Linked DNA regions of Homo sapiens: region 2 is linked to region 1. The links are chromatin loops, found by intact Hi-C in ENCODE. Cell type or tissue: heart left ventricle. All regions are shown on one strand. Each heading gives the region's core, and the rest is flanking DNA. Links, peaks and the distances in the headings are about the cores only. Region 1 holds the start of LOC102724892 (a long non-coding RNA gene). Region 2 holds the start of LPAR3 (lysophosphatidic acid receptor 3).

The links. Peaks named below come from ENCODE experiments on the same cell type or tissue, not always from the same donor. Only the 100,000 strongest peaks of a DNase experiment are listed, where the experiment ranks them.
Region 2: a loop joins it to region 1, with 2.2 times the contacts of the local background. A loop is called at or near these places in 15 of 110 quality-filtered maps.

What each region holds. Positions count from the first base shown.
Region 1 is chr1:84,788,317-84,803,854 of GRCh38, forward strand. It overlaps LOC102724892 (a long non-coding RNA gene), which reads right to left and starts at 9,362. Exons shown (of 3, transcript XR_426717.3): 1 at 8,915-9,362; 2 at 7,949-8,197. In heart left ventricle, for the core only: no CTCF peak of the experiment used is centred there; no DNase peak of the experiment used is centred there; H3K4me3 peaks cover 451 bases; H3K27ac peaks cover 1,369 bases.
Region 2 is chr1:84,878,198-84,893,735 of GRCh38, forward strand. LPAR3 (lysophosphatidic acid receptor 3) reads right to left here and starts at 15,009. Exons shown (of 3, transcript NM_012152.3): 1 at 14,819-15,009. In heart left ventricle, for the core only: no CTCF peak of the experiment used is centred there; no DNase peak of the experiment used is centred there; H3K27ac peaks cover 1,130 bases.

The DNA of each region.
Region 1 (15,538 bases), core at 2,521-10,520:
TATATAAAATAACTATAAAATATTCACTTTTATAGTTGTTCTTGAGTAATAGAAATACCTTTATTCACTTTCAGACACAAACCCAGACTCAAATTAGTAACTTGACATAAAAAGCCAGGCTTTTTTTTTTTTTAATTATGCTTTCAGTTCTGGGATACATGTGCAGAATGTATAGGTTTGTTACATAGGTATACATGTGCCATGGTGGTTTGCTGCACCCATCAACCTGTTGTCTACATTAGGTATTTCTCCTAATGCTATCCCTCCCCTAATCCCCCATCCCCAACAGGCCCCAGTGTGTGATGTTCCCCTTCCTGTGTCCATGTGTTCTCATTGTTCAACTCCTGAAAACCCAGGCTTTCAATTTAAAAGTTAAGACTTCTCTTCACTCTACCTTCTTTTCCCCCAGCTAAGGGCTATGGCAGGGAGGCCACCTGTTTGGGGGAAAGACATAAAATCCAATCTCTTCCTTTTTTCTGTCTCACCTTGTCAATCACCCTCCCCTATACTAGTCAGGGGACAGAAAACACACCAGTTATTTGAGAAATAATTTAATATAAAGAATTATTAACTAGATATAAAGCTACTAACCAGGTAACAGAAGAGAGAAGAGAATGCTAAGGCGTCATAAGCAATCATTTGAGGAAATGGCTATCATTCCCAGGGCTGAAGAAATAAAAGGAAGAGATTGGAATTCTTGAAATCTAAAAGCTGAGACAAAGGATCCTGGTGAGCTGAAACCCTGACCCTGAGGAGGGGGAGATGATTGACTGATGGTGGTGTCTCAGCTCAGAAGAGCAGCCGGGGGAGGCTGGGGCCCGGACTCTGAACAGGGGGCACTGGTCAGCACATAGTCATGTCTCAGGTTAAAGGGGTGAATGTGACAAGTCTGGTCCTGCAAGTTTGGTAGAAATAGCGAACTGGATCAGCTGCTGCTATGGAAGGAACTACCACCAATGCAGTGAAGGTGCAGTGCTGGAGTGATACTCACAAGAACTGTGAGCAGAAAGGAAGTCCAAAGCAAGCAACTGGGAGGAGCACATTCCTTCTGCTCCTCCAGCCTTTGAGTTTCCCTCTAGCACCCCAATTGGCAGAGCCCAACAGGGAATAGCTGGCAAAGCAGAAAAATGATTTCCAGGGTTCCTGTCCAAGCACCAAAAAGCAGGGAATAAAAGGGTGGAATGAGCTGAAAGACAATTAATAACTCATACATCCCCCATCCATTTACTGCTGTTTCTGATCCTCTTCAGGTCTGGGAGATGGGGAAGGAAGACAGGCAGAAAGTCCTTACTTAACTGGTATCAGCAAGGTATTTGAAGCTGATTCTTTCTCTTATGGAATGCTTTCATGTGTACTTTGGAGAACCTATTTTCTTACCCTATCACTGCTGATTTCCTTTGATCTGAATGAATGCACAGTGTTCTGGAAGTTGCTCACTTACTACCCCTTACTGCCAAGGAAAGCAGTATCCACCTCTAGCTCATGCTGTAATGAAACCTGTTCACCTCTCCAATTGACCTGACTCTGAGTTCATCTATGATGACCCAATTCCCAGCTCTTTTGTGTATACCTAGCCAAGGAAACCATCGTACTGCTTTGTCCAGGCAAACTGGGGGATTACGAGCTGATTCAAGCCCAGCAGCATCTTTCATTCAATCCACCACCAAACCACTTAGCCTATCCTTTTCTTGCCTTCTGTGTTCTAGATGGGAGCTGGACACAAGTCTGCTGACCTGCCTAGGTGGAGAGGACGCATATGGAGCTTTCCACAGGGAAAACTTGAATCCCTTCTCAGTTGGCTCAGTTCATACTAGCAATGTTTTCCAAAGAAATCCTCTTCAAATCTCCATTAAACTCCCCTTTCTAGTCATTTATTTGCTTGAGAGGGCAAGGAGTTGTTAGTGTGAAGGAATGATTCCTGGATATTTCCTTTGGAAAGGCAATCTTGGTCTAACATTTCACTTTGAAAGTTTATATTTTTTGAATCTTGGTGCTTCAATTGAAACTTAATTTAACATCCTTTTTCACCATTCTTAAATTCTTCCTTTTCATCCTGAGATCAGTATAACATTGATCCTAAAATCAAATTAAATAGTACTAGAAAGGAAAATTATTGGCCAATCTTATTCACATGCAAATTCGCCAAAATTCTAAGCAAACTATTATCGACCAAATCCAGCAGGGTATGAAAAAAAGTCCATCACACTAAGTTGGGTTTATCCCAGGAATGCAAAGCTGGGTTAACATTATAAAATTAATTAACGCAATTCCTTATATTAACAGATTAGAGAAAGAAGACAATTTTATCATTTCTTTTCCTTTTCCTTTTTTTTTGAGATAGACTCTCACTCTGTTACCCAGGCTGGAGTGCAGTCGGATGATCTCTGCTCACTGCAACCTCTGCGTCCTGGGCTCAAGCGATTCTCCTGCCTCAGCCTCCTGAGTAGCTGGGATTACAGAGGCGCACCATCACAACAAGCTAATTTTTGTATTTTTAGTAGAGACAGGGTTTCACCATGTTGGCCAGGCTGGTCTCAAATTCCTGACCTCAGGTGATCTGCCAGCCTCAGCCTCCCAAAATGCTGGGATTACAGGCGTGAACCACCGCACCCAGCTGACAATTTTATAACTTTAATATACGGCAAAAAGCATTTGAGAAAAAGCAACCTAATTTGTGGTAGAAACACTGAAAATTATAATTAAGAAGGTAACTCGTTTAACAGGATAAAGGTCAAAAACAAAAATTTATGGCAGATAATATTCTTAATAATAAAACTTACAACTATTTCCTTTAAAATCAGGAACAAGTTGAAGATGCTCAATATTATCATTCTATTCAACATTATTCTACTGATTCTCATCAGTAAAATTTTAAAAAGGAAAATAAAAAGGTACGCAAATTGGAAAGAAAGAATAAAATAATAATTATTAGCAGATAATATGATTGCCTATGAAGTATATTTTTAAAAATCTATAGTTAAATTATTAGAGTTAAAAAGAGTTTAAGTTTTGCAAGGTAGCTGGGTATACAAAAATCAATTGCACTTCCATAAAGCAGCCGTAAAAATTGTAGTAATATAATTTTTAAAAGATACCAGTACAATAGAAATAAAACTATAATAAAATAAAAGCAAGACCTTTATGGAAAAAATGCTATTGAAAAATGTTAAAGAAGACGGAAACTAATGGAGAGATATACTGTTCCTAGGTAGAGAGATCCAATTTCATAAATATGCCAATTCTCCCTAAATACAATGCAATTCCAGTCAATATCTCAATTGTTTATCATGAAACTTATTATCTGATTTCAAAACTTACATGGAAGAGTAAAAGCCTACAAATAGTCAAGATACTTTTGAGGAATAACAACAAAGTGTGTGTGTGTGTGTGTGTGAGATGGGGTAGAGGTAGGGGTTGCCCTGCAATTTGTGGTAAATCTATGTAAATCATGTAAGTCATGATAAATCTATGTAAATAAGATAATGTGGTATTGGAAGACAGATAAACAAATAGACCAGAGGAAAGAATAGTGAGCCCCAAAATGAATCCATGAATATATGAAGACTTACCTACAGGCATTGCATAGTGGCTGAGGTGTGGGGCCGGGGTAGAAGGCATGGTAGAGAATGAACTGCTCAATAAATAGTGGGGGAACAAGAGTTTATCCATATTGGAAAAAAATGATATTGGATCCCTCCCTTATACCGTTTATAAAATAAAGTCCAGGTAAAATAAAGACTTAAATGTAAAAGGAAAAACTTTAACATGTTTAAAAGTCAATATAGAACAATAGTTATGTGACTTTGGCTAAGAGAGTACTTTCTAAACAACACTCAGAGAATACAAGCCATAAAATAAAATATTGATAAATTAAAGAAATTCAAATAAAAAATTTCTAATTTTTACCTAAAGACACCATAAAGTGAAAAGACTAGCCAAAAATCTAGAGGGCATATTTTCCATGCATATAATTAATAAAAGATTAGTATTGAGAATCCATAAAGAAGTCCTAAAAATCAGTGAGAGAAAATACAAACAACCCAATAGAAAATGGCCAATAGGAATGAAAAGATTTTTCACAGCAAAGAAAACATAAATGGCAAATCAATATACAAAATGTATCTTAATTTCATAAGTACCAAGAAAAAGAAAAATGAAATCACAATGAGAGATAGTTTTATGCCCACCAGATTGGTACAAATTAAAAATCTGACAGATTTAAGTGTTGACAAGCTGTGGTACAAATTAAAAATCTGACAGATTTAAGTGTTGACAAGCTGTGGTACAACAAGGTCTCCTAAACAGTGATAATGGGTGATGCAATCACTTTGCAAAACAATTTGATGTGATGTAAGCTAGTATAGCTGAGACTGCGCATCTCCTATGACTCCTAGGCATGTGCCCTCGGAAAACTCTTGCAAATAAGAACCAGGTAACAAGTTGGAGGCAGCATTGTACTAACAACAAACTGAACACAACCCAAGTGTTCACCAACTGGAGAATGGACAAATCAATGTGATTCTTCATAAAACAGCTATAGTGATGAAAATAAATGAATCAGCAGTGAAATGGAATGTCAGATATAGAATGTTAAGAGGAAAATTCATGAAATATGATATGTTAATAAGCTTGGAAAACAAGCAAGGAAAGCAATACTTTGTTTATTGATACATATAAATGTGTAAGGCTATCAACAACAGCAATGGAATGATAAAGCCAACTTTAGGGTAATGGTTGCCTGCCATTACCTGGAGGCCCAGGTAACTTTGAATTTAAACAATGAATACATTTTTTAGTATAAGTATGTCCCAGATATTGCATGGGACATACTTACACTAAACAATTATGCATTGTTTATCTGAAATTCAAAGTTAGTTGGGCATGTTTTCTCACTGCTGTTGTTTGTTTTTGGCTAAATCTGGCAACCCTACTCAGAGAGAGCTTCAATGATATTTATAACATTTTATTTATTATGTTGGGTGGTAGGTTCATGGCTGCTCATTGCATTATTTTATTTAAAAAGAAAACATTAAAGCAAATCTCATTGTTTATAATTCCACTTGGTGGATCCAAAGCTTTTGCTAAAAAAAAAATAAGCAGTAGCTGTAGACTAGGCTAGAGTGTCAGGAGCTGATCCTCCCTGGCCATGTGGGGATATGTCAAATGGTTTGTAGCTGGGCTTTCTTCTTCTCTCTCTCTCTCTCTCTCTGTGCTGTGTTGGTGATCAGCTCACCACACTCTAATACTCAGGAGCTGCTGATGGAATATACTCGGTCAGATACCCACCATCTACCTTTCACAATGTCTGCAAGTGTGGGGTGTTATTCATTGCAGGATCCAGTTAAAGCTCGTGTTCCAAGCCATAAAAGACCTTTTAACCATAAAACTCCCTCCTATCTTCCCAGCTCACATCCCTCAGAGAAAACATCAGAAAAGAAAACATGAACACCCAGGTGAAAGAGGCGATTAGTTACAAAATCACTTGCCAGCCCAATGGGAAGGAGCTCACTGGAGGGAGAAAAGCCTTTCTCAAAATTTACTTGATGTCAAGGCTCACGACCTAAAGAATCTTCTTGAAGCAAGTACACAAGCAAAGGATAAAGACTTTGCAGAGAATATAAGGACCCAGCAACAACAGCAAGACATTCCAGCATAGCACAAACAGCTAGCAGGGAGGGTATGGGCTGCTCAGCACATGTAGAAGAGGTTCAGACCAGATCTGTCTTTAAGCAAGCCTGAGGAGAGTGAGCAGGCCTGTTGAGCTCACTGCAGTATTCCAGGGCTTAACCCAGTGACTGGCATAGGGTTGTCCTCAATAAATCTTTGTGGGTAGAATGCATGAAGCCATAGTGAATGAGAGAAAGAGCAAATGCAGCATTGAATGTTATTATCATTATCTGATCCTTCAAACGATGGAATCAAAAAGTCATATCAGGATCTGCCGATTATCGTATATATTTCATTGTCTATAGGTATGTACATTGCTTGTTGTTCTTAACACAAGGTATGGGTTTATAAAGCCCCGAATTTAAAGAACCCTGGGTGAAATCTGCATATGTTTTTCTTTTCTTTTCTTTTTTGAGATGGAGTCTTGCTGTGTTGCCCAGGCTGGAGTGCAACGGGTCGATCTCGGCTCACTGCAACCTCTGCTCTCCAGGTTCAAGTGAGCCTCCTGAGTAGTTGGGGTTACAGGCATGCGCCATCACACCAGACTCATTTTTGTATTTTGAGTAGAGACAGGGTTTCACCATGTTGGCCAGGGTGGTCGTGAACTCCTGACCTCAAGTGATCTGCCCACCTCGGCCTCCCAAAGTGCTGGGATTACAGGTGTGAGCCACTGCACTTGGCTGAAATCCGCATATCTATTATCTATTCCAGTCAAGAACCTGGTGCCCAGAGTGGGTAGAACCAAGAAGCAGCCTCTAGCAGACACCCCCTTAATGAGGCCAGCTTCTGCCTGGGTTTGCTCAATCACCTTGGGAGGTCTGTTTTCTACATGTTTGGTTCCTTCTGGCAGACCTTGAGGGATGATAACTTCAGACACTTCTTCTTTTGACATGAGGTGTTGATGTACTGGCCTTCTGCATCAATCCTTGCATTTAATCATTTATTCAATTAATATTTATAAGGTATGTGCCAGGTACTGTGCGAAGCCCTGGAGATTTAGAGGTAGCATTTAATGAGCATTTACTTACTAAATGTCAGGCACAGTGTTAAGCTCACGACTTAAAGTGTCTAATTTATAGCCCTAAGCAGTAGGCACTATTATTATCCTATTTTGCAGATGAGAAAACTCAGAGATGAATAAGACATGGTCAGTGGCTTTAAGAGGAAAGCCTTTCCTAATGAAGAGGGCTTCATTTTCACTGCTATAGCTGTTTTATGAAGAATCACAATTGATTTGTCCATTCTCCAGTTGGTGAACACTTGGGTTGTGTTCAATTTGTTGTTAATACAATGCTGCCTCCAATTTGTTACCTGGTACCATGGGCAAGAGTTTTCCTGGGGCATATTTCTAGGAGTCACAGGAGACGAACAGTCTCACCTATACTAGCTCTTGTCAAATTGTTTTGCAAAGTGATTGCATCACCCATTATCAGTGTTTAGGAGACCCCATTGTACCACAGCATTGCCATTTGCAACACATGGTTCTGAGGATTTTCCGAGGTACCTTAGGAACATAGTGTATGTTGCCAAAATATTAATATGTATTAATTAGATAATTAAGTATTAATTATCTATTGCTGTATAACAACTTAATCAGCAGCTTAAAAGAACATGCATTTATTTCCTCACAGTTTCAGTGGATTAGGAGTCCAGGTATGTTTAGCTGGGTCCTGTGTGTCAGGGTCTCACCAGCAAGCTGCAATCAAGTGCCAGCCAGGGCTGGGTTCTCATTCCTCTGCTTGCCTGGGGAAGAACATGCTTCCAAGCTCATGTGGTTGTTGACAGCATTCAGCACCTTGTGGCCTCAGATTCTTCCTGGCTGTCAGCTGTTGGCTGCTCTCAGTTCCTTGCCACCTTTCCTCTCCGTGCTCACAATATGGCAGCCTGCTTCCTCACAGCCAGCAAGGACAGGGTCTCCCAGCAAGGTGAACATTTAAGCTCTGTAAGCTTCTGTCTTGGGTAATATAATCCAGAATGGACATCCTATCACCTTTGGCATATTGTATTAGTTGAAATTAAAGTCACAGTCTGGCCACATTCAAGACAGAAAGGGCCTGACCAATTGACCAACTTGGAAGCAAATGGAGATTTTAGGACCAGCAACCACACAGAAGGAAACCAAGGATACACGCAGCAATAAATGGGAACTAAAGTACTAAAGCCAGAAATGGTTACCACTCCAAAATAATCATTCTGTGGTTTTCTCTGTAGGAACAGAGTTGGTTCCTCAATTGAACAGAAGAAACAGAAAATCAGACACTTGCCTGGATGCCACACTTACCGTACTATCTTCGGGAGGAGAGGTAGGGATGAGCAGAAGTCAAGCTTTGATGGAATTCACGTTATCTGTTCAGTCACTAGCAGCCTTTGGACCTGATGTCCTTCACATACCGAGGAACACTTTGACTCAGAACAAAGGCACTCGCCGGCAAAGTTCATGGCCTTCCACTGTTCTGACCACAGCATAGATCACTTTCACACCATCCGGACAGTGCTTCATTTCTGCTGACCACCTCCCTTGGCCCTGTTCCTGAAGAATGGAATAATTAGAAAGTTTTTTCTATGTTGTTTCTATTATGTATGAGCTTTTTTTGGTGCCCTCGAGTGGTTTTGAGGGCAGAAAAAACTATTCAGAGGTTAATGTTGCTTTTTAAAAGTTAATATTAAATTATTAAAGTTACAGATTAATAAGCCCTATTTTTCCTAAAGCTTTTATGTTCTGCATAAAATCTTATTGTTTCTTGTATATTGCATATGGTCTGTCATATTTTCAAGAACTGTGTTAAGGGCCTTTGAATAATATGTGATCCTATTTATAAGCTTAGCTAATTTAACATCCTCAAGCATTTTAAATTGAATTTATAAATCAATATATTCTATTTATCTTTTAAAATTACTTCAATTTTCTGATTAAACTAATATAATCTTTCTGAGTACTTAACACAGAATACCTATACATCAAACTCATAAATAGGGTTAACTTTAAGTTCCTTTAAATATTTCAATGACCTATATAAACTTAGTAATATTATAACTTTAAAACTAAATCAATTATTCACACATTATAAATTGGAATCTAAAATCTGTTCATTTTAATTATTAGGCCAAATTGTCTTAAACATTACATGCATGTGAGATACCAAATACGTGCTTCTATCTCACATAAAGGATTAATATACAACAGGTTAATTTCCTTAAACACATCCATACTTGAATTGAAATCAGCCTAGGGTTGGGTGATACTTACCCACTGTACTGTATTAGTTTCTCTGGGCTGCTGTAATAAATCATCATAAACCAGGTGGCTTCAAACAACAGAAATTTATTCTCTCACCATTTTGGAGGCTGGGATTCCGAAATCAAGGTGTCAGCAGGGCCATGACCCTCTGGAGTCTCTAGAGGTGAATCCCTCCCTACCTCTTCCAGCTTTTGGTGGCTGTTGGCATTCCCGGGCTTCCTTGGCTTGTGGCCACATCACTGCTATCTCTAGCTTCATGTTCACAGCACCTTTGCCTCCACGTGTCTCCACTTTTCTTATAAGGACGGTTGTCATTGGATTTAGGTCCCAGTCAGGTATTCCAGGATAATCTTATATTAAGATTCTTAACTTCATTACATCTGCAAAGATCAATTTTCCAAATAAAGTAACATGCACAAGTTCTAGGGATTTGGAGGTAAACATATCTTTTTAGGGGCCACCATTCAACCCACTGCACCCACAAAAGAGCTACCTGTCACTCCCATGAGTCATGGTAACGCCCAGAGGTGGTGTCTGGGAAGCTAACTGCCTTGCCATCAGCAATGCTGCTGGAACATGCTTCGTTCTATTTATAGCGGCACTATCAATGCCCTTCAGATGATGTGTCTCACAGTCCATGTCCCCAAGTTCACATTCTACTTTACTGAGTTTCTTTATCTCCTCACAGAAGCCTGCAGCACCCCCACCCCACTCCCCTGGACTGCATACTTCACCCAATTATGTTTTGCATATAGATAGATAGATAGATAGATAGATAGATAGATAGATAGATAGATGTATATTTGTGTATATACATATACATATATATGTGTGTATATATATATGTATTTTTTTTCTGATTCTCTCCAAAGACATTTGAACTTGATAGATAGAATCCTGCATTCTTTCAATCTGTTAGGATAATTAATTCTTAGGGCTATTAAAATGACATCCAGTTGAATTCTGGCACCTCTCTTATGGCTTTGCCTGACTAGTTGGTCACACTTCTGAGGTCTTTCCACTGTTTCAAACAGCTGGGTAAGAATTCTTTTAGGGCTTTCGGCAACTGTTGAAAAAGGAATACCAAAGAACCAATCCTGACAATAGGTCTTTGCTTAAAGGAGGTAGAATTGTGAAGTGATAAAGAAACTCAATCCCAGCACTTTGGGAGGCCAAAACAAGATGTTTGCTTAAGGCTAGAAGTTTGAGACCAGCCTGAATAACATAGTAAGACCCCCATTTCTAAAAAAAAAAAAAAAAAAGATTAGGCATGGTGGCCCATGCCTATAGTCCTACATCCTCAGGAGGCTAAGGCAGGAGGATGGCTTGAGCCCAAGAGTTCAGGGCTGCAGTGAGCTATGATCATGCCACTGCGCTCCAGCCTGGGTGACACAGTGAGACAGAAAGAGAGAGAGAGAAAGAAAGAGAGAGAGAGGAAGAAAGGAAGGAAGGAAGGAAGGAAGGAAGGAAGGAAGGAAATAGTAAGACCCCCATTTCTAAAAAAAAAGAAAAAGATTAGTCAGGCATGGTGGCCTGCATCTGTAGTCCTACCTCCTCAGGAGGCTAAGGCAGGAAGATGGCTTGAGTCCAAGAGTTTGAGGCTGCAGTGAGTTATGATCATGCCACTGCACTCCTGCCTGGGTGATACACTGAGACCCTGGAAAGAAAAGAAAAGAAAGAAGAAAGAGAAGAGAAGAGAGGGAGGGGGAGGGAGGGGGGATAGAGAAAGAAAGAAAGAAAGAGAGAGAAGGAGGGAGAGAGAGAGAAGAAAGAAAGAAAGAAAGAGAGAGAGAAAGAAAAGAAAAGAAAGAAAGAAAAAGAAAGAGAGAGAAAGAAAGAAAGAAAGAAAGAAAGAAAGAAAGAAAGAAAGAAAGAAAGAAAGAAAGAAAAAGAAAGAGAAAGAAAGAAAGAAAGAAAGAAAAAGAAATTTATATATACCTATATATGCTGTGTGGTTTGGGAAAATCACTTAACCTTTCTGATCTGGTGTACTGGTGTACTCCTGTCTATACAACGGAGGTAACATCACTCCAAGTTACTTCATTGGGTTGTGATAATTTAAAGAAATGATGCTTGCAGAATGCTTCCCACAGTGCTCAACTTATAAGCACACGATAAGTGTTAGTGATTAGAATACTTGAATTTGGCCAGCCATAGTGGCTCACGCCTGTAATCCCAGTACTCTGGGAGGCTGAGGCAGGTAGAGCACCTGAGGTCAAGAGTTCAAGACCAGCCTAGCCAACATGGTGAAACCCCGTCTCTACTAAAAATACAAAAAACACTAGCTGGGCGAGGTGGCAGGTGCCTGTAATCCAGATTCTCAGGAGGCTGAGGCAGAAGAATCTCTTGAACCTGGGAGGCAGAGGTTGCAGTGAGCCGAGATGGCACCACTGCACTCCAGCCTAGGTGACAGAGCGAGACTCCATCTCAAAACAAAACAAAACAAAACAGAATACTTGAATTTGTGTGCCTAGAGTAGTTGTTCAGAAGAGTGTTCCCATTCTCTCTTAGGGACTATATGAACACAAATTCAATGGAAAGAGACAGTACAGTATTGCACACTTTAAAATATGTTAAGAGGATAGATCTCATGTTAAGTGTTCTTACCACACACACACACACACATGCACACACACAGACAGACAAGGAACACCAGGAAATATTTGGAGGTGATGGATATGTTTAGTGATTTGATTGTGATGATGGTATTACAGGTGTATGCATATGCCCAAGCTCATCAAATGTGTACATTAAACATGTGCAATTTTTTGTATCGATTATACCTTAGTAAAGCTTAAAAAACAAATCCAGAAGATGGAAATATTCCTTAAAAGGAGGTTCCCTCCTGTATATTATACATTCATTCTTTATTATTTATATCCAAATATTTACAGAACACCTACTATCTGCCAGGCTGTTCTAAGTGCTTGGAATAGATCACTGAACATAAGAGGCAACAGTCCCTGCCTCATGGAGCTTAGGTTCTAGTAGGGGGAGCGTTTTAGAAGATGATAAGTACTATGAAAAAAATGGAGCAGAGGAAGGGGGAAGGTCAGAACCAGGAGTGGGGTGGGTTACAATTTAGATAGGATGGTTGGGGAAAGTCTCATGTAGAAGGAGGCATTTGGGTACAGATTTGAAGGAGCTGAGGAAGTAAGCCATGTGCAGATATATGGGAGAGGAACCAAGAGCACAAGGGCCCTGAGGCAGTAGCATCCCTGGCATGTTCAAGGACAAGCAAGAGGATGATGTAATGGGAATGGTGTGAGTGAGGGGGAGAGTAGAAGGAGGAGAGGTAAAGAGGTGACGGGGTAAATCGTGAAGGTCGCTGACATCACTTTAATAAGATGGGAAGCCACTGCAAAGTTCAGAGTGGGGAGTGACATGACTTGACTTGAATTGTAAAAGGCTCACTCTGGCTGGAGTGTGGAGAATAAATGTAGGAAAGAAGGGTAGGGGCTGGAAGACCAATGAGAGGGTATGCAGGAATCCAGGCAAGAGATCAAGGTAGCGCAGACCAAGAAATAGCATGGGGGGCTGTGAGAAGTGGTCAGATTCTGGTTTTACATTAAAAAGAAACAAGGCAGTTTGTTGACATATTGGACAAAAAGTGTGAGAAAAAGAGAAGTGAAAGAGGAGTCTAAGATTTTTGACCGGAGCAATCTAAAGAATCGTGTTACCATCAACTGAGATGGGAAAGACTGAGGGTAGAGTTGTTTGGGGGCAGGAAGAAATGTATGTGAGCTGTTTAAGTGAAATTTTCTACATGAGTTTGGAGTTTGAGAGGGAGAGGTCTTGGCCATAGATAGAGATTTGGGAGTTGTCCACATATAGATGTTATTTAGAGCCATATGATTGGATCAGATTATGAAAAGAGTGAGGGTAGATAGAAAAAAGAACTGGACAAGCGGCAGTGCCCTCCAGCATTTACAAGCCAGGGAGAAGAGTAAAAACCAGTAAAAGAGACTTGGAAGGGGCAACCAAGGGAATATGGTGTCCTGGAAGCCAGTGAGCTGTGTCCTCTATGGTGCTAGAGTCTGCATTTAACTCTGTGGGAATTTCCTCCATGTGATGACAATGGAGTCAACCCCTTAGCAGTCCAGGTGACACCAGTCCTAGCACTCCCAGTTACCCTTAACACGTCCTCTCTAGCTAAACATATTTTGCCTTTCTGCATTCTTCTGTAAGGGAACCAAATGGATTTTAATAATTAAAAAATAATAATGGAAACAAAAATCATGGAGTATGCTTCAGGATAGCAATAATAATTTTTAAAGGATGTCTGTAATTCATTTATATAATCTACAGAACATGTGTATCTCATACACAAATGTCCTTGAAGTCATTGGTTCTTCGGAAAATTCTAGTTGGTTCCATAGCAATAATGAGTTTTATACCATATGCTGCAAGATGTATAAAGGCAATCCAAGTGGCACTTTTTGATAGTCATAAATCTGGTGAGAGACAGCATAGGCAATCGGTGAGTATGTTGCTCCTTTCTTGCTTCACAGTATTTTTTTTTTTTTTTTTTTTTGAGATGGAGTCTCACTCTGTTACCCAGGCTGGAATGCAGTGGCACAATCTTGGCTCACTGCAACCTCTGCCTCCTGGGTTCAAGCGATTCTCCTGCCTCGGCCTCCCGAGTAGCTGGGACTACAGGCACACACCACTACGCCCGGCTAATTTTTTGTATTTTAGTAGAGACGATGTTTCACTGTGTTGCCCAGGCTGGTCGCGGACTCCTGAGCTCAGGCAATCTGCCCACCTCGGCCTCCCAAAGTGCTGGGATTACAGGCGTGAGCCACCGTGCCCGGCCTATTGCTTCACAGTATTTACTGGAAGAGCCTTAGTCATTAATGTAAGTGCTTTTTGAGCTCAGGGTCCATTTTATTTCCCTCACTATCTTTCTCGGTTCCCAGCACACTGTTCAGCCCATGGTAGATACTTTATACAAGTTTGCTCTATAAATGGTTGAATAGTGCAAGCTGCATCAATGAGTGACTTAAACTAAAAAGACTTTCTTGGGACAGAAACTGAAACTCAGACAAGCATAACAATTACACTTAGAAGTTGCCTTTTATGTTGAATTTATTGCATACTTTCTGGTTGGGTCATTTGTAGTCCTTTTCTTTCTGTAACAACAACAACAACAAAACCCAAAAGTGAATGCTTTCTACCCAAGGACAGGCAAGATACATGCCACCTTATTTGAACCACATGTATCTCCCAAAGGAATACCTAGGCAAAGAAAGGAGAAATGCAGCTTTCTAATCAGCAGCGCTGATGAGGACAGATGCTAGTTTATTTTTCATACACCCCATTTTTTTCCATGATTTTACATTGACTGTGAGCACACATATTTTATTTTTCATGCTCTAATTCAGGAATTATGATTTTCCATATTATCAAAGCAAAAAAAAAATCTCTGTGAGAAGGCAAGCAAAGCAATGTTGTCACTGAGCACATCACACAGGTGCAGATGAGAAGCTGTATCCACAGGCCAAAGGGGCATAAAATAGAGTGACTCTGCAAACCAATCAAAAGGACCATTTCCATAAGCATCCATCTTATTAAATGTATCATCAACAATCTACCTAGGGCCTCTTTCTGTGGGAGAAGTGGGGAAGATAAAGATTCATTTTGTCAGTATATTGTAGTTTTTCTTATGATTCTTAGCTGTGTCTAGAATTTTTTTTCAGCATTCAGACAGACAGCTATAAAACTGATTGGCTTGAAAGCCAAATAAAATAAAACACAGTAGCCTACTTTATCATTTAACACTAGCTATTTATTATGAGCAGTGCTGTGTTGGGATATCGACCCTGAGATTAAAGCTGGGGAAATATAGATTCTGAGATTCTGTGGACACATAAAGCTCCCAAGCCATGGTGACAAATAATAATGAGCTTATACTCAGGGGCCATCTTTTATCTCAATGGAGCCCAACAGCTATCATTTTTTAAAAATAATGAATTGTATAAACAATGCAGGGAACATTCACTTAGCTATTCTGCAATGCAACTTCCTTGGGCCCTGAGTACATGCTCAGCCGCCCAGCCAACTGGCCATTGAAGACAGACACTCTCCTAATTCATTTATTCCTTGGTTGGTTGGTTAGATCATTCATTCTTTCATTTATTTCAACCCATTTGGCCCTGGGAGGCATCCTTCTCCCTGAATATTCCCTGAATTCCTCATGTTCTTTCTTGCCTCCAGAGCTTTTTTTCCTCTAGCTAGGAAACCCTCTTACATCTCCAAAATAAAAATTCTACTGCTCCTTTAACACACAACTGAAGTCACACATCTTCCACAAAATCTTAAGCAATAATCTTAGAGTAAATTGTTTCTGGATTCAAATCCTGGCCTTACTCCTTATTAGTTGTGGACCTGTGGGCAACTCACATCCTCATTCTCAGTCTCAGCATATTTACTCTAAAGTAGAGGTTAAAATTCTTATCTCCAACAGTTGTTTCAAGACTAAGCATATACAGTGTTTAACACAATCCCTAACCCATTGTAGGTACTCAATCAATGTTGGTTCCCCCTCCTTGGCTCCTGTTCTCTGAATTACAATAGCAGTTAAATTTATAGCTTACGCTTATGTAATTAAACATACACTGAATTTTTCACAGC
Region 2 (15,538 bases), core at 2,692-10,691, 90 kb after region 1:
ATTGAATAATTCCCAAATCTTCTGTTTACAGTCCTTATTTTCTTTGGTTTCACTGTGGAAGCTGACAATAGTTATTCCCTTCTTCAAACTCCCCTCCTGCCGCCTCAGTGACTTGACGCTCCTGTTTTTTCCCAATCTCCTCAGTATTCCTGTCTCCTGTTTTTCCACCATTCTTGAATTGCAGACACTTCCAGACTTGGTTCTCAGCCCTCTCTTCTTTTCCCTTTAAATTCTCTTCTACCAAAAATATTATTGCTTAAGTTATTTCCTCTATGTGGATGACCCCAAATAATTACCACAAGCCCCGACACCTCTCACGCCTTCTCTTTCATGCTAAGCTACCACTTGCATGTCAGGAACCCAATGTGCCTTGGAGCTAAAAGAAGAAGAAAGGCACCATGAGGGCAGCATGTATGCACTCTCAAATGAATTTTCAATCTACCTCAGCTCAGCTGTTGGAAGATAGTGGGGCCACCATAAGGAAAAAAGTTTCAACTTTAAACACCAGGATTTTAACACAGAGGATAAAATCATGGTGACTTCAGGACCCCAGGGTTGTTTGTAATGAAGCATTGGCAAGTTGGCAGGATGGTTTGGAACTGGAAAGCCTCCGTCCAAACTACACTGGCTAGGACCCTTCACTCTCCCTCTCTCTGGTGTTTTCCTTGGGCTCAGGGTAGACTGCTGAAGCCACTTTACCTGAGGCCTAGTCCTGACTACTATAGTGTTCCCTGCCTTTGAATCTGCTCCTGACCAATTACTCTGGACATAGCTTTGTGAATTCAAACTCAGCTCCAAACCTAGGAATCTGGTTTCTGAACTTTCCCACTGAGAATGCTTCTTAGCCTCTTCTCACTTGAACTTTGCATGGTTAACCTCTAGCCTCGACCCTCAGGCTACATTAAAGAAGCTGCAGAACCCCAGGCTCCATTTCTAAAAAGTCATGCAATGGGTGGTATGACACTAAACTCACAGCTGTTCTAACTCATTTGCCCATAATTGCATATTGCCCTGTGACTTCTTTTGTAATTATTTCTTTGTATTATTATTTAGCTTTATGTTCTGTAGGACAGACTGCTAAATCACATTTTCCTTTTCTTTCTTTTCTTTTCTTTTTTCTTTTTTTTTTTTTGAGATGGAATCTCGCTGTGTCGCCCAGGCTGGAGGACAGTGGCGCGATCTAGGCTCACTGCAAGCTCTGCCTCCCAGGTTCATGCCATTCTCCTGCCTCAGCCTCCCGAGTAGCTGGGACTACAGGTGCCCACCACCATGCTCAGCTACTTTTTTGTATTTTTGGTAGAGACAGGGTTTCACCGTGTTAGCCAGGATGGTCTTAATCTCCTGGCCTCGTGATCCACCCACCTCGGCCTCCCAAAGTGATGGGATTATAAGCGTGAGCCACCACGCCCAGCCCACGTTTTCCTTTTCTTACAGAGTAATGGGCTTATAGCTGGGCACCAGGACGCCCAACTGTACACTCGGTTTTCCAGCCTCCTGGTACCTCCTTGCAGCTAGGGTGGCTGCGTGACTAAGTTCTTACCACTAGAATGTAAGCATAAATGAAGTGTGCTGCTGCCAGGTCAGCCCCAAAACAATGAAGGTGCCCTCCTCCATGCTCCTTTCCCTACCTGTAAGTTGGAACATAAACAGGCCTGTGATCCACTTTGAACACCCAGCAGGGAAAAGCCTTTGGGCAGCCTAAATCCACGTAGTCCATGGACTAGTTTCTATCAACAAGAAAATAAGTATAGAAATTGAAAATAAACACTCAGAAATGTTTATAGCAATTTAATTACTCTGATCTGATCAATCTGATCACTATATAGTACATGTATCAAAACATCACAATGTGCTGGGTGTGGTGGCTCATGCCTGTAATCCCAGCACTTTGGGAGGCCAAGGTGGGAGGATTGCCTGAGGTCGGGAGTTCGAGACCAGCCTGACCAACATGGAGAAACCCCATCTCTACTAAAAAGTACAAAATTAGCTGGGCGTGGTGGCACATGCCTGTAATGCCAGCTACTCGGGAGGCTGAGGCAGGAGAACTGCTTGAACAGAACCAGAACATGAGCTTGTTTTGGCTGCTCCTTGCAGCTTTTAGCAAGCGAGACAAGAAAGAGATGAGCTCAGGCAAGACTTTTTGCAAGTACGTAAGCAAAGGTGGAAAGGAATGGACAGTGTCCAGAAACGGAGGGCCTTGGAGAATCAGAAAAGTCAATTGCCCGTGTAGCTCCAAAGAGTAGAAAATAGTATTACCACTTGCAGCCTATCTCAAAGACCTCTCAGTAAACTGTTGCAAGGGACAATGCCAGGCAGGTCTGTAGTAATGATCAGAGTATGGGTGCATCTTCCCATCCAAGTCCATGCTGCAGAGGACCTCAGAGTACACACTACTGAAGAGAGGCAGAGAGATGAGCCAAGCATGCAAGCTGGAAAATAAGTCATGCTTAAGAGCTTGACCCAGAGTGGGATTTGGATGCGGTAACTGACCTGTGGAACTGACTAGCAGTCTATCAAGTTTATAAGGAATTGTAGTACCAGGGAAGCCACAGTTTGGCCCAGAAAGGCCCACGTTCATTCTCCCCCAAGGAGTACACACTTTCCACACCCTTCAAATGTGGCCACAGAGGGTACAGAAGAAGGAAGGACTTCCCAGGGGACAAAGACAAAGTCAAGGCTTCTGGGAGGCCCCACCCAGAGAGGGGAAGCATGGACCAACCATGGAACTGACTCCACTGCCAGGGCAGGGAGGTCTTAATAATTCCTGCCCAGCAGGGTTTCGTCATTTTTAGGCCCCTGTTACTTGTCTTCAATTCTTCTGAATGGGAAGTTTTATGGTGGTTTTCTTGTTTCTACTTGTCCACTGAATAGTGGATGTTTGTCAGAACAAAGAACAGAAAGGACATTTTAGAGTGAGTATTTAAAACAGAGGTTAGAGAAGGGATAGCCAGACCTGTGGAGTTCTGGGGTCACCTGCACGCTGAAGGAAAGCATGGCAGGTTGTGAGGCATGGTAGGGGCAGGATGGTGAGGGGAGGGAAGGGGAGGGGAAGCTTCAGAATCAGCTGGACCTGGGTCAGATGCAGGCGCATCACTTTTAGCAGTGGCTCTCACCTGGCACACTGCTGATCTGGCCAGAACCTTTTCCTTCTCTAAAACTGGCATAATCATGACAACTGTGTAGGATTGTTGGATGGACTAAATTAAAGCAATTATTTCTATAGTGCTTAAGGAAATGCTTAGTACACAGGATGCACTCAATAAATGGCAGACAGCACTTCCCAAGAAGGTTAGATAACTCAAAATTTCTAAAAAGTTTGGTGAAACATACAACTGGCATTCTGGGAGATTAACTGTTCATGCTCTAACACCTCAATTTAACAAGGAATGGTGACAAAATCATCCTGTAACTACACTAAAATAACTACAGTCCAAGAAAGAATGTCCCCCTGCCTGAGTATGGGCTCAGTGCTGCAGTGACTAAGCTTAAGACAGTACCACATTCACTCTGCTGTAGCTTGAAACAAAGCAGGGAGGCAGGATTGGAAAGGGGGAAGAGGAGGGAGAGGAGAAGAGAGGCAATGCAGTACAGCAGAAGAACACAGGATTTAGGTCCAAACACTAGCAGATAAGCAGGTGAGCCGAGTATTTAAAGAGCATGGCCCCCACAGCTAACATCATACTCAATGGTGAAAAACTGAAAGCTTTTGCTCCAAGATGAGGAACAAAGCAAGGATGCCCACTCTTATCACTGCTATTCGACATAGTATTGGAAGTCCCAGCCACAGCAATTAGGCAAGAAAAATAAATAAAAGTCATACAGATTGGAAACAAAGAAGTAAAATTATCTCCGTTCATCAACAACATGATCTTATATGAAGAAATCACCAAAGATGCCACCAAAACACCCATTAGAACTAATAAACTAATTCAGTAAAGTTGCAGGATACAAAATGCACATACAAAAATCAGTTGCATTTATTTCTATGCACTAACAACAAACAATCCAAAAAAGGAAATTATGAAAACAATTAAATTCACAATAGTATTAAAAAGAATAAAACCCTGACAAATAAACTTAATCAGAAAGGCAAAAGACTTATACACTGAAAACTATAAAACACTGATAAGGAAATTTTTAAAGACACAAATAGAGGTAAATACATTTCATGTTCATGAATCAGAAGACTTAATACTGTGAAAATGTCCATACTACCCAAAGCAATCTATAGATTCAATGCAATCCCTACAAAAATCTGAATGGCATTTTTTACAGAAATATTAAAAAATCCTAAAATTCATCTGGAACTACAAAGGACCCTGAATAGCTAAAACAATCATAAGAAAGAAGAACAAAGCTGGAGGCCTCACATTTCCTGATTTTAAAACATACTACAAAGCTATGTATGGTAGTATGGTACTGGCATAAAGTCCAACATATAGACCAGTGGAAAAGACTAGAGAGCCCAAAAATAAACCCACACATACATAATCAACGGATCTTTGACAAGGGTGCCAAGAATTCACAATGGAGAAAAGATAGTCTCTTCAACAAATGGTGCTATACATATGTAACAAACCTGCACGTTGTGCACATGTACCCTAGAACTTAAAGTATAATAATAAAAAAAAATGGTGCTAGAAAAAAATAGATACTCACATGCAAAAGGGCATGGCCCTGGAGATAGCCAGACTGAGTTTAAAGCCTTGCTTACCAACAAGTTAGTTATCTTCTCTATCTTAATTTCCTCATCTACAAAACGGGGATAATAAAGGTAACTTCCTCCTAAGGCTGTTAGGAGATTTAAAGGTGCTTAGACTAGCCCCTAACAAACAGTTCTAATTTAATTATTGTTATTATCAGTGGGATCTGAGAAATGGAGCCTCGATTTCCTTTTTTGTAAAAGGGAGATAAGATCTAACTTGTCAGGTTAGTGGGACAAAGTGAATGACGTAGCAAATGTAAAGCCCCAGTCCACTTCAAGGTCTAGAGGAGTCAGAGAAAGTCCACTGAGCTCCACGGTGAGCTTGTTCCCAAAAGGCTGGGGAAAAGGGACCCCAACAGAGAATATTGGGAAGAGGAGACCAAAGGAAGAATCCTTTCCCTCACACTGGGTGGGTCACCACAATAACACCCTAAAGCCAAAGCCTTCTCTCTTCTACCAATCTAGTCAGAGAGTCACTAGCTGGTGTTTTTCATTACCTTTTAGTCCCAGAGTCCCAGATGAATGTGTACAATCAGGAAAGAGGGGTTTAGCCAGCTGGGTTGAAAACCTAATGTTTAACATTCTTACTATGTTACCATACTTCCTCTAAACCACTCCTTCAGGATCTTGGAGTAATCCACCAAAACACATTCACTGATATACTAGTGAACAAATTTCAAAGTTTACATCTCTTTCCCCATTTGATCCCACAGTGAGATGGGCAGTTCAGCATTCTCCATTTTACAGAGAAGAAATGTAGAAATTGGGGACTGATTCACCCTGACCAGCCCTCATCCTTCTGGCCCAGGGATTTTTTTGTTTTTTTTTTTTTTAAACAATACTGACCACTGGAGCCTCTTTTTGGAAGCAGTCTCTGCCACCTGACCCCCAGAGAAATGTAAGACGTAGATTTGTTCTCCATAATGACATTAATGCCTTTTGCAAACATTTACTGAATCTAGAAGAAATATAATTGCAGAAAGTAAAAAGTTTCCTCTTCAAAGTTTCCCTTCTTGTTAAATAATAAATCATAAATGTTAGAAATAATAGTTTCTTTTAAAATTTTTCTTCAAGCCTCCTTGCTTTGTGCTAATAACTCTTTGTTAAGCATGTAGCTGTTGGACATGCTCACAGGCATGTTCCAGCTCACAGCCTATGCCCCTTTCTTATTTGGAAATGTTATTACTTCTTTAAATTTTTCAAAAGCAACTTCCTCTTTTCCTTTGTTCTCCCTTGCCTTTACCTATCTAAAAAAGTTTTAGGCTCTTAGCAAATCGGGTATCAGTTTAGACTGTGAGGTTCGGCTCCAGCCAGTGGATGCAGGACACAGCAGTGAGGACAACCCAAATGTGTAAGGGATAAATATGTCTGCTTTTCCTTTGTTTGGTGTACTCTCGTGGCAAGACTGCTGGTGAGTATACCCTTTCCGCAGAAAGTAAAAATTGCCTTGCTGAGAGAATTAAATTTATGTTCAAGCGCTATTTCTTTGTGGCACCGGGGAACAAGCATTTTGCATTTCTAACATAATGATTGTGGTAAATGTCAATAAAAATCTTGAAGCACATCTCTCCTTAGAGTTTTTGGTAAGAGTTTATGGAGGAAAATCTATATAATCAAATGAAAATATCACAGTAAAACTCTAAATGCATCATAGAAATTAGCAACCATTAGTCAGTTTGCCTGTTTCAGAGAAAGCTCAGAAGAAACTCAGTTTACCTCTACAATGTTAAATGATGTTAACACCTTCTCCTAAAGCATTTTACTTTCCCCATCAACAAAACAGAGTATATCAGCTGAAATAGGCCACAGACCTCATTGTCTGTCTGTACGAAACTGGGGCAAAAATGAACTCAGAAAGACAAGTAATAACCTGGTAGCAATCCATGGAAAGTTAACCTTGCTGACATTCCTCTTCACTTCCCTCTGTTGGATGTTCCTGGAATTTGCATTTGTGGAAAGTTGCATACTTGCAGTGAACAAGTTCCACTGGTCCTGTTGTAGTGGATTCCACCTAACCTTTTATTCCTCTCATCCCTGTCCAGCTAACGTTCTCTCACTGTTCAGCATATGTACGTCAAAGACAGAAGTGCATGAAGACATGTGTAAAGATGCAAAATTCCCCCAGGAAACTCATTATCTAGAGCAGCCAGGGCCAATCCTCTCCTCCTCCCAGGGATTCCTAGCAATATCTGGAGACATCTGCATCAGTCATGACTTGGGGGAGGGGGGTACTATTGGCATCTACCGGGCAGAGGCCAGGAATGCTGCTGCACACGCTACAATGCACAGGCCAGCTCTCCACAACAGAGAAGTATCCGGTCCAAAATGTCAGTGGTGCTAAGGTTGAGAAATCCTGACCTAGAGGGTGAGATGAGACATATAATACAGGGTTAAGTGTGGCAGAGCTGTAATAGAGCTAAAACTGGAGTGCTATCAGATTGATAACATTTAAACAAGCGGCTATTACTTGCCAACAAGTGTTGGCAAGAATGTGGGGAAAATAGTACCCTCATAACATGTTGGTGAGAATGTAAACTGATAGAACTTTGGGGGAAGGCAATTTGGCAATATCTAATGAGACTTTAAAATATATACACTATTCCTCTTTGCTTTCCTTCCATTCCTATTTTCTTTCTTCCTTTCCCTTCTCTTTTCTTCCTTCCCCAGAACACAGCAATCAGCATGTAGCTGGGAATGCAACGTGAGGCTGGGGAGTTTGGGGAGGTACATAGAGACATGAGCTATGGCTGGGAAGAGCTGTGAGCTAGAGGGACTGGAGACTGATGATTAAGCTACATAGAGACACAGGCTAGCAGGCCTGGCAGCCGAGGACAAGAGGCAGTGGCAAAGGTGGTGGACACAGAGGAGGCAGGATGACCTTCACATTTGTAAGACTGGTTACTGTATGCAAATAAGCAAAAATATTGAAGATAATGAGAGTCAGGTTTTCTAACTGCCAGAGAAGATATGTACAAACATATAAAGGGGGAAGAACAGAAAGCTCTTTGGGTGTTAGATTGAAATTGTAGGTATAAGTATGAATCATGATTTTATAATACACAGCCTAATATAGAAAAATTTATAAATGTGTGTACACATATACACATATATTTCCTAGCTCTGTCCTCTGAGAGATCTAGAAGCAATAATACCCCAGTAACAATGGGCACATCAACCTCCTATGTATTGGTGTCTAAATACAATTCTCATATTGCATATTAGATCTCAAGACTTATTCATCCTACATAACTGCAACTTCGTACCTTTTAATCTACATCTTCTGTTTTTCCCTGTTTCCACTAATGTACAACACAAGGACTACAGTTACTAATACTGTATTGAGGCTGAGCATGGTAGCTCATACCTGTAATCCCAGCACCTGGGATGCCAAGGCAGGAGGATGATTCAAGGCTGGAGTTGGAGGCCAGCCTGGGCAACACAGCAAGACCCCTCCTCTAAAAAATATTTTTTAAATTAGCCGGGAATGGTGGTGAGCACCTGGAGTCCTAGCTACTTGGGAGGCTGAGATAGGAGGACTGCTCAAACCTAGGAGTTAGAGGCTGCAGTGAACTATGATCACGCCACTGCACTCCAGCCTGTAGTACAGAGCAAGACCCTGTCTCTAAAAAAATTAAAATTAATAAATATTGTATTCTGCTAATTTGCCAAGAGAGTAGATTTTAGGTACTCTTATCACAAACACAAGAAAGGTAACTATGATGGGCATGTCAATTTGCTTGACTGTAGTAATTACTTCATTACATCTATGTTTATCAAGATAAATACATGAAAATATCATGTTGTATGCCTTAAATATATAAAATATAAATAAGACAAAAGTACCATTCTCTACTAAAAGGGAGGCCTAACTAGGTCAAGGAAAGTAGAAGATGAGTCCAGATGATCTGGTGGAGCCAGAAAATAAAGAAATGCTCAATGAATAATAGGGATGTGTTAAAAGGACACAGGAGGCAGCTCCAAGGGGTCCCCATTGGCCAAATTGAGCACAATTTGAGCATTAAAATAAAAAACAATCGTGAGACTTCAACTTATTGAATACATAAGGAATCCATGAACAGTTCTTAGTAAAAACATAACAGAAAAATAAAGTTCTTCCTTATAGTAGTATGCCAACTAACAAATGTAGAAAGAGTGACGGTGATAAAGAATCATCACTTGAGGCTGGGTGCAGGGGCTCATGCCTGTAATCCCAGCACTTTGGGAGGCCAAGGCAGGTGGATCACTTGAGCTCAGGATTTCGAGACCAGCTTGGGCACCATGGTGAAACCAACTCCATCTCTACAAAAAATACAAAAAAAAAAAAATAAGCCAGGTGTGGTAGTGTGCACTTGTAGTTCCAGCAACTTGGGGGGCTGAGGCAGGAGGATCACTTGAGCCCAGGAGGTTGGGGCTGCAGTGAGCCAAGATCATGCCACTGCACTCCAGCATGGCAACAGAGTGAGACCTTGTCTTAAAAAAAAAAAAAAAGAATCACCATTTGGCAACATTCATAGAGGTGGCTGATTCAGGCAGACGTCATCAATAAATGGTAGTTTCTGTAGGTACAGGTTTAATGAGGAACAGGCTATTTGCATAACCCTAGAATAGTTCCCCACAAACACTAGTACAAAGGTGTTTTCAAACACCTTTGGGGAAACAAAGGGAAACGAAGGAAAAATGGCGAATTTAAGGTGAAGAAATCTGGCAAACACCAACATAACCAGGTGATTGAGGTCAATATCCCAGCAGTGGGATGGGTTGGCACCATGTGCCTTCTGTTGTAAGAAGCTAAGAAGAGCTGAGTTTCATTTCTGAAGGATTCCTGCCAAGAATGCATGACCTCAGTCAGGCTGTGAAGAAATACCCAATACAGCCAGGTTGGGAGTCATCCTACAGCATGTAGGACCTATACAACTGCAAACACTTTAGGAACAGGGAAAGTCTGAGGAACCGTTCCAGAAGAGACATGGTAACTAAATGTAACATGAATCCTAGATCAGACAGGTAGAAGAGACATTTGGGGGATAACTGACGAAATAGGAATGGGCTCTGTGGATTGGATGATAGTGTTTTGTATCAATGTCCATTTCCTGATTTGATGGGTGTACGCTGGTTATATAGGAGGACAGAGTGCTTGCTTTTTTTTTTATGCTGGAGTGTTTTCAAGAGTGATGGAGAATAATGTCTATGACTTCCTCTCAGAATAAAGACTGATGATGTATATTTTATATATATATATATACATACATACACACACACACACACACACACACACACAGAGAGAGGCAGAGACAGAGAGAAGGAGGGAGGGAGAGAGAGGGAGAGATTGAGATTTCAAACCTAATGCCATGGAGACATAGAAAAAGATTATACTACTTATTTTCTCTTCACCAGACCCATGTGATAGTTTTTGTCCAGAGAAAGGCCTTCCTTACCCCCATTCGACGAACTGACTTACTAAAAATCAAACAGGGCAGGAGGTAAATGATTCACTGATGTGCTCCCAATAAATTCTATACTTGATCCCTTGCTTTGGTTTTCTATAACTAGTCACTGCCAATGGCTTTGAGTCTTAACTCTGGCTTTCTACCTCCTTAGGGAGTGAATGCTGCTGATAGACTCCGCTGCCTATCTTTGAATTACATGGTCTGAGTCTGTCTGGGGGCAGCTCCAGAATTTCTACAGAGGATGTGCTTCGGGATAGCTTGGCTTAAAAGGGGAGACCAGGGGCTTGCCTTAAAGCTGCATTTATAAAGCAAATACACTGCTTTTATTTAGACCGCATGTTTGCTTGGAAGGCCTTTGGACCAAATAGTGCACTTATGGAGGGGCTAATGTGCCCTCCAACCCAGCCCTGCCACCTGCCAAGCCATCCCTTGATAACTGGTCAATCTGCACATGGGTGAGTCAAGGCCAGGGCTAGTAGAAGCTCCAGCTTAATGTCCCAGGGAACAATGTAGACACAGGACTAGCTGATGAGTAATTAGAGGGGTTGATGAACATCCTCAGGAAGGGGTGGGGCAGGCTGTGCTGGGCAGGTTGCTTTCCACAGTGACACCCAGTCTGGCCCAGCCTGAGGTGTACAAATGATTCACATCTGAAGAGGGGTGACAGAATCATGGGAGTAGGGCAGTATCAGGGGTCATGGGCAAGGGAGGAGTTCAAGGTTGTAGATACACAGGACAAGAGGCCAGCCAAGGAAGAGGAATAAAGAGGAGGACATAAGACTGGGGGTGATGAAGAGAGGGGTGGGTATAACCCAGGATGTCAGAACCTTCCCCTCAATGGTACTAAATCCCCTCCCCCACCCTCCAGCTGGCTTGCCAGGACAGGTAGAGAGCAACAAATATCTTTCAGACTGAATTAAGTAATTAGCTTAATTTGGGGGTGGGGGAGCAATGCCTTTGGTCAGTTTAGAACTTTGCAGAGTAAACTAGAGACCCAAGTCAGCAAGAAGGCACAGGGGAGTGAGGATGGTATAGGTGGACCCAATACATTGTCCAACATTGCCATCAGCACCCTCCTCCTGACCTGTGGGATGGGTGGTGGCCAGCTGTTTGTGTTTGTCCACTAAGAACTGAGATGCGCAGACAGTACAGGTAATTCCAACACGAAATTAAAGCTTCTTTGGAACTTTGCCCTATGCCTTCGATCATGTAGTGTTGGGTAACCTCAGTCCTGAAATTTAACTTCCTCTCATATTCCCCACAGAGCAGTTTCTCAACCTTTGATGCTATTTCCTCCTCGAAGTCCAGTATGATGTCAGAGGACGGGAGAGAGGAATATGGAAGAACTGCAGCAGTGCCCCCTTAGCACTCAAAACATGCTTGTGGAGATACTGCCAACCCCCAATAGCCAGAGCTGAGTGGGCCTGCCTGGGGTGGCCCACATCTGGATGTCCTGCCTCTTTAATTCCAATGTTTATGCACTCTTCACAGGGTACAAAGCTCTTTCACGTACATAAGTTAATGGAACTCATTAACAATCCATGTAGACAGGTAGAAAAGTAATTATTATCCCCACTATATAAATGAAAAAAACTTAAACATGACAATCTATTCAGGGTCACAAGAACTCACAAAAGTGGGACTAGGATTCAAAGACAGAACCCTGTGCTCCAAGTACCTCTAGTCCACCGTTTGTAAAAGCACAAAGTCTCTGCACTTATGCAGATAGCTCCCCAGCCCCATCACCACCTCTGCCATCCACAGCAGGACTGAGTTCCAGGTGACTCCTCCACAAATACAGAATCCAGGATGAGGAACAAAGGATCATCAAGGCCGGAAAGGGGGAGGCTCAGTACCTGCAGGAGGAATGACGAAGGGAGGAACAAAAGGCCCATGGCCAGGAAAAGAGAAAGCAAGTAAGAAAAGTGTGTATAACATCTCTAAGTCATCTAAGGCTTAGAAATCTTTGCACTTTTACCAGAATATACATTTGCACCCATGTTTACACAAGTGTTAATACTTAAATTTTTATCTAGGAGGAAAAGAGGGCAACCAGCATTTAAGGAGTACTTCCTGTATATGAGAGACCATGCTCAGTGCTTTCTCTTTTAATCTTGGGAGATGGATATAATCTTCATTTTTACAGATGAGGAAATTAAGACTTAGAGAGGTGAAGCTATGTGCCCAAGGTCACAAAGCTTGGACTGGAACAAAAGCTGGTCTGACTGCAAAGCCTTGGTCTTCCATTTATACTGCATTAATAATGCCTTGGGCCTGGTCTCTGCCATCTAGAATCCTGCAAACAGACTTAACCACTCTGTTGGGTATAATCACAGGCCAGAAAGCATTTGAACTAATGTATACTCCAAGGAGAATGGCTAATGGGTAATCTGAGGTACAGTAATTCCCATTTCAGTTATAGTGATTCCCCTTGCCCCAGCCCAAAGAAATAAGAGGCGGGTCTTAAGTTATCACGCACTGCTGCTCCTCAGCAGCAGGCTGAGAAACTTGGGGGAGAAGCAGCCAGCCTTAGGCATGTGTGTATAAGTGATGTTGAGAGTGTGTGTCTGGGTGCTGCCTGGCTACAATGCTGTGTGTGCATTTCTTCCACTGTGCACGTGTGTTTCTGAAAAATGAGATGGAGAGTTAACATGCTGTAGTTTCTTAAACAGATTCCGGTGAACACACATGAAAAACAATCTCATACTTTAATGTTTTAAATTCAGTCTCCATTCATAGAAAACATATGCAGGCCTGTTCTAACAAATATCTTGCAGAACAGCAAGATATCTAAAATAGGTCTGATCTGATAAAAAAAAAAAGAGTGGTAGTTGATAAATGCAATTGAAAGGTTTAGACAAGAGGAGTGTCATATGTAATTAAATCAAAACCTCAAAGTTTCAAATTCTAAAGACAAAGAAAAAATTTTTGCCAAAATGACCTATTTTCTTAGTTATATGATAGTGACAATCAATGTAAGTGTTGTCCAAATAGTTAGACGTCCAGATCTCCACAGGATAACTAGTTCCTTGCTGTCTCAAGGCACAAGAGACAACTCTGGAAGCTTATCTCAAGTACACAACTCTGACTGGCAGGGTTTGCTCGCTCGTCTTTTTAGTATAGTCCAGTTTGTTTAGACAAGCCTGGGGTTAACAGAGCCAAGGTGTGTGTTTCTAACCGTATCACTTCTGTCCCAAAAAGAGGAAAACTCTGTTTACTGGACTCAGGCCACTAAATATCAGATCCACTGCCCATGGAAAGCAGGGTTAGCAACTGTTGATGGATCAATGGAAAATCCAGCAACTCTTCTCAGCGATACAAAAGTCCATGCATTAATGAAACGTTGTGCGGTACATGGAATTTGTAAAGAGGAGATTGATTGTCTGTCTGTAATTGACATTTACTTTATTCTCTGATACAGACTAAGTTGGAACCGTGAGAAAGCCCTTTATTTCTAAACGGCATCTCAAGACCAGGTAATGCTACTTTCGGAGGAAAAGGAGGAAGAAAAGCGTTGTAATGACAATAACAAATTACGGGGGAAACATTTCGTGGAAATTACTCAGTTTAAAAAACTGACCTAGCCGGGCGCAGTGGCTCACACCTGTAATCCCAGCACTTTGGGATGCTGAGGAGGGTGGATCACGAGGTCAAGCGTTCGAGATCAGCCTGGCCAACACAGTGGAACCCCGTCTCTACTAAAAATACAAAAAATTAGCCTAGCGTGGTGGTGGGCGCCTGCAATCCCAGCTACTAGGGAGGCTGAGGCAGGAGAATCGCTCGAACCTGGGAGGCGGAGGTTGCAGTGAGCCGAGATCGCGCCACTGCACTCCAGCCCGGATGATAGTGCGAGACTGTGTCTCAAAAATAAATAAATAAATAAATAAATAAATAAATAAATAAATAAATAAAAACTAACCTACAAATGCTTTTCAGGGCCATTTTAATGATTACCTTAATAAGACTAAATTGTTTCCAATATTCACAGTCACTCCTCAAATTACATGCGTGCGGAATTTCTAAGCAATTTTGTGTAGCTGCAACTTGTTGAGGGAAAGCAATAAAGTAACTCTGCTACAGAACAAAAGCACTTTTGTCTCGTGGTGGTGAGGGGGCATACCCTGAACAAACAACCCCGACAGTGTTGCTAGTTACTAGTTCCCGAATCTCTAGAAGCCTGCACATGGTTCAAGCTGTTCCCCAGCGGACACAGCACAGTACCAGATGTAACTGGAGGCTGAAAAATGTTATATCCCTAGGCTTCACGAGAGAACCCCAGTTTCCTAATCACCATCGATGGCAATGAGACTGAGTTTGGAAAGAACCACGTGTGCAAAGGCAGACGCAACCCGTGCGGCGCTCTCCTGGCCTCTGCGCCCAGCCCGCCAGCCCTCAGCAGCGGACGCAACGCCGATTTTGCATCTAGATTGCTTTTTGCTCCTAGCGGGGAAAAAGGTGGGAAAAGAGCAAGTTGTGCCATACACCCGCCGGGAGAGTCTTGTCCCGGGGTTTGGAGTGGGTCTGGAGCCCAGGCTTGCACGCCAGGCAACCCCGAAAAGCCGCAGGCTAGAGCCCTGCAGGCGCCGCTGCGCCCCGGCCTCCCCACGACGCACGCCCTGGTGACTGCGGCTCGGGGTACCCTCCCTGCGCCCGGACCCTCACTCACCGCTCACGTTCACCCGCGCCGCCGAGCCCGGGAGCGGGGGCCCCTGCGGCTGCCGCATGCCCTCGGGGTCGAGCGCGACGGGGCGACCGGGCGCCGGGCTCCAGCCGGGCGCGGAGAAGCAGCGGAGGACGCGGCGGGCGGGCGGAGCGCCTCCTCTCCAGCGACCCCTGCGACGCGTCCAGAGCCAAAGGAAAGTTTGGCGGTGCGAGGGAGGGACCTAGGGACAGCGGCCCCTCCCTGCCCCGCCCCGCCCCGCCGGGTGCGTTCGACGTTCCCACTGGAGAGCGTCCCCAACCTGCAAGGCCGCGAGCTGCGCTCAAAGGGGCCCGTGCGAGCCGCGGGAGGGCAGCGCTCTTGCAGACGCGTTCCTGCCTGGGATCGTCCCCAGGTGGGTGGTCGGCCGGCCCCGAGAGGGAAAAGCGCCCACTAAAGGACCGCTAGTACCCACAAGCCTCACGGAGCCATACCTCGGAGCTCCGTATTAGAACGCAGTCCCTCTGCCCCTCTGTCCTCAGAGATTTGTTTGAAGTGGCTGCGGGAAGTGCAGCCCACACCCACCACCCCCGTGGGAGGCAGGCTCTACTCCAAGCCCGACCTAACGCTGGAAACCTCAACCCCAAAGCTACCCGAGGGTGCGGACAGCCCCCAGAGGCAACCAACAATATTTAAGGTTCTTGTAAGAGGTTTCTTGGCCTCCTGGGGCAAATAGTCCTGGATACT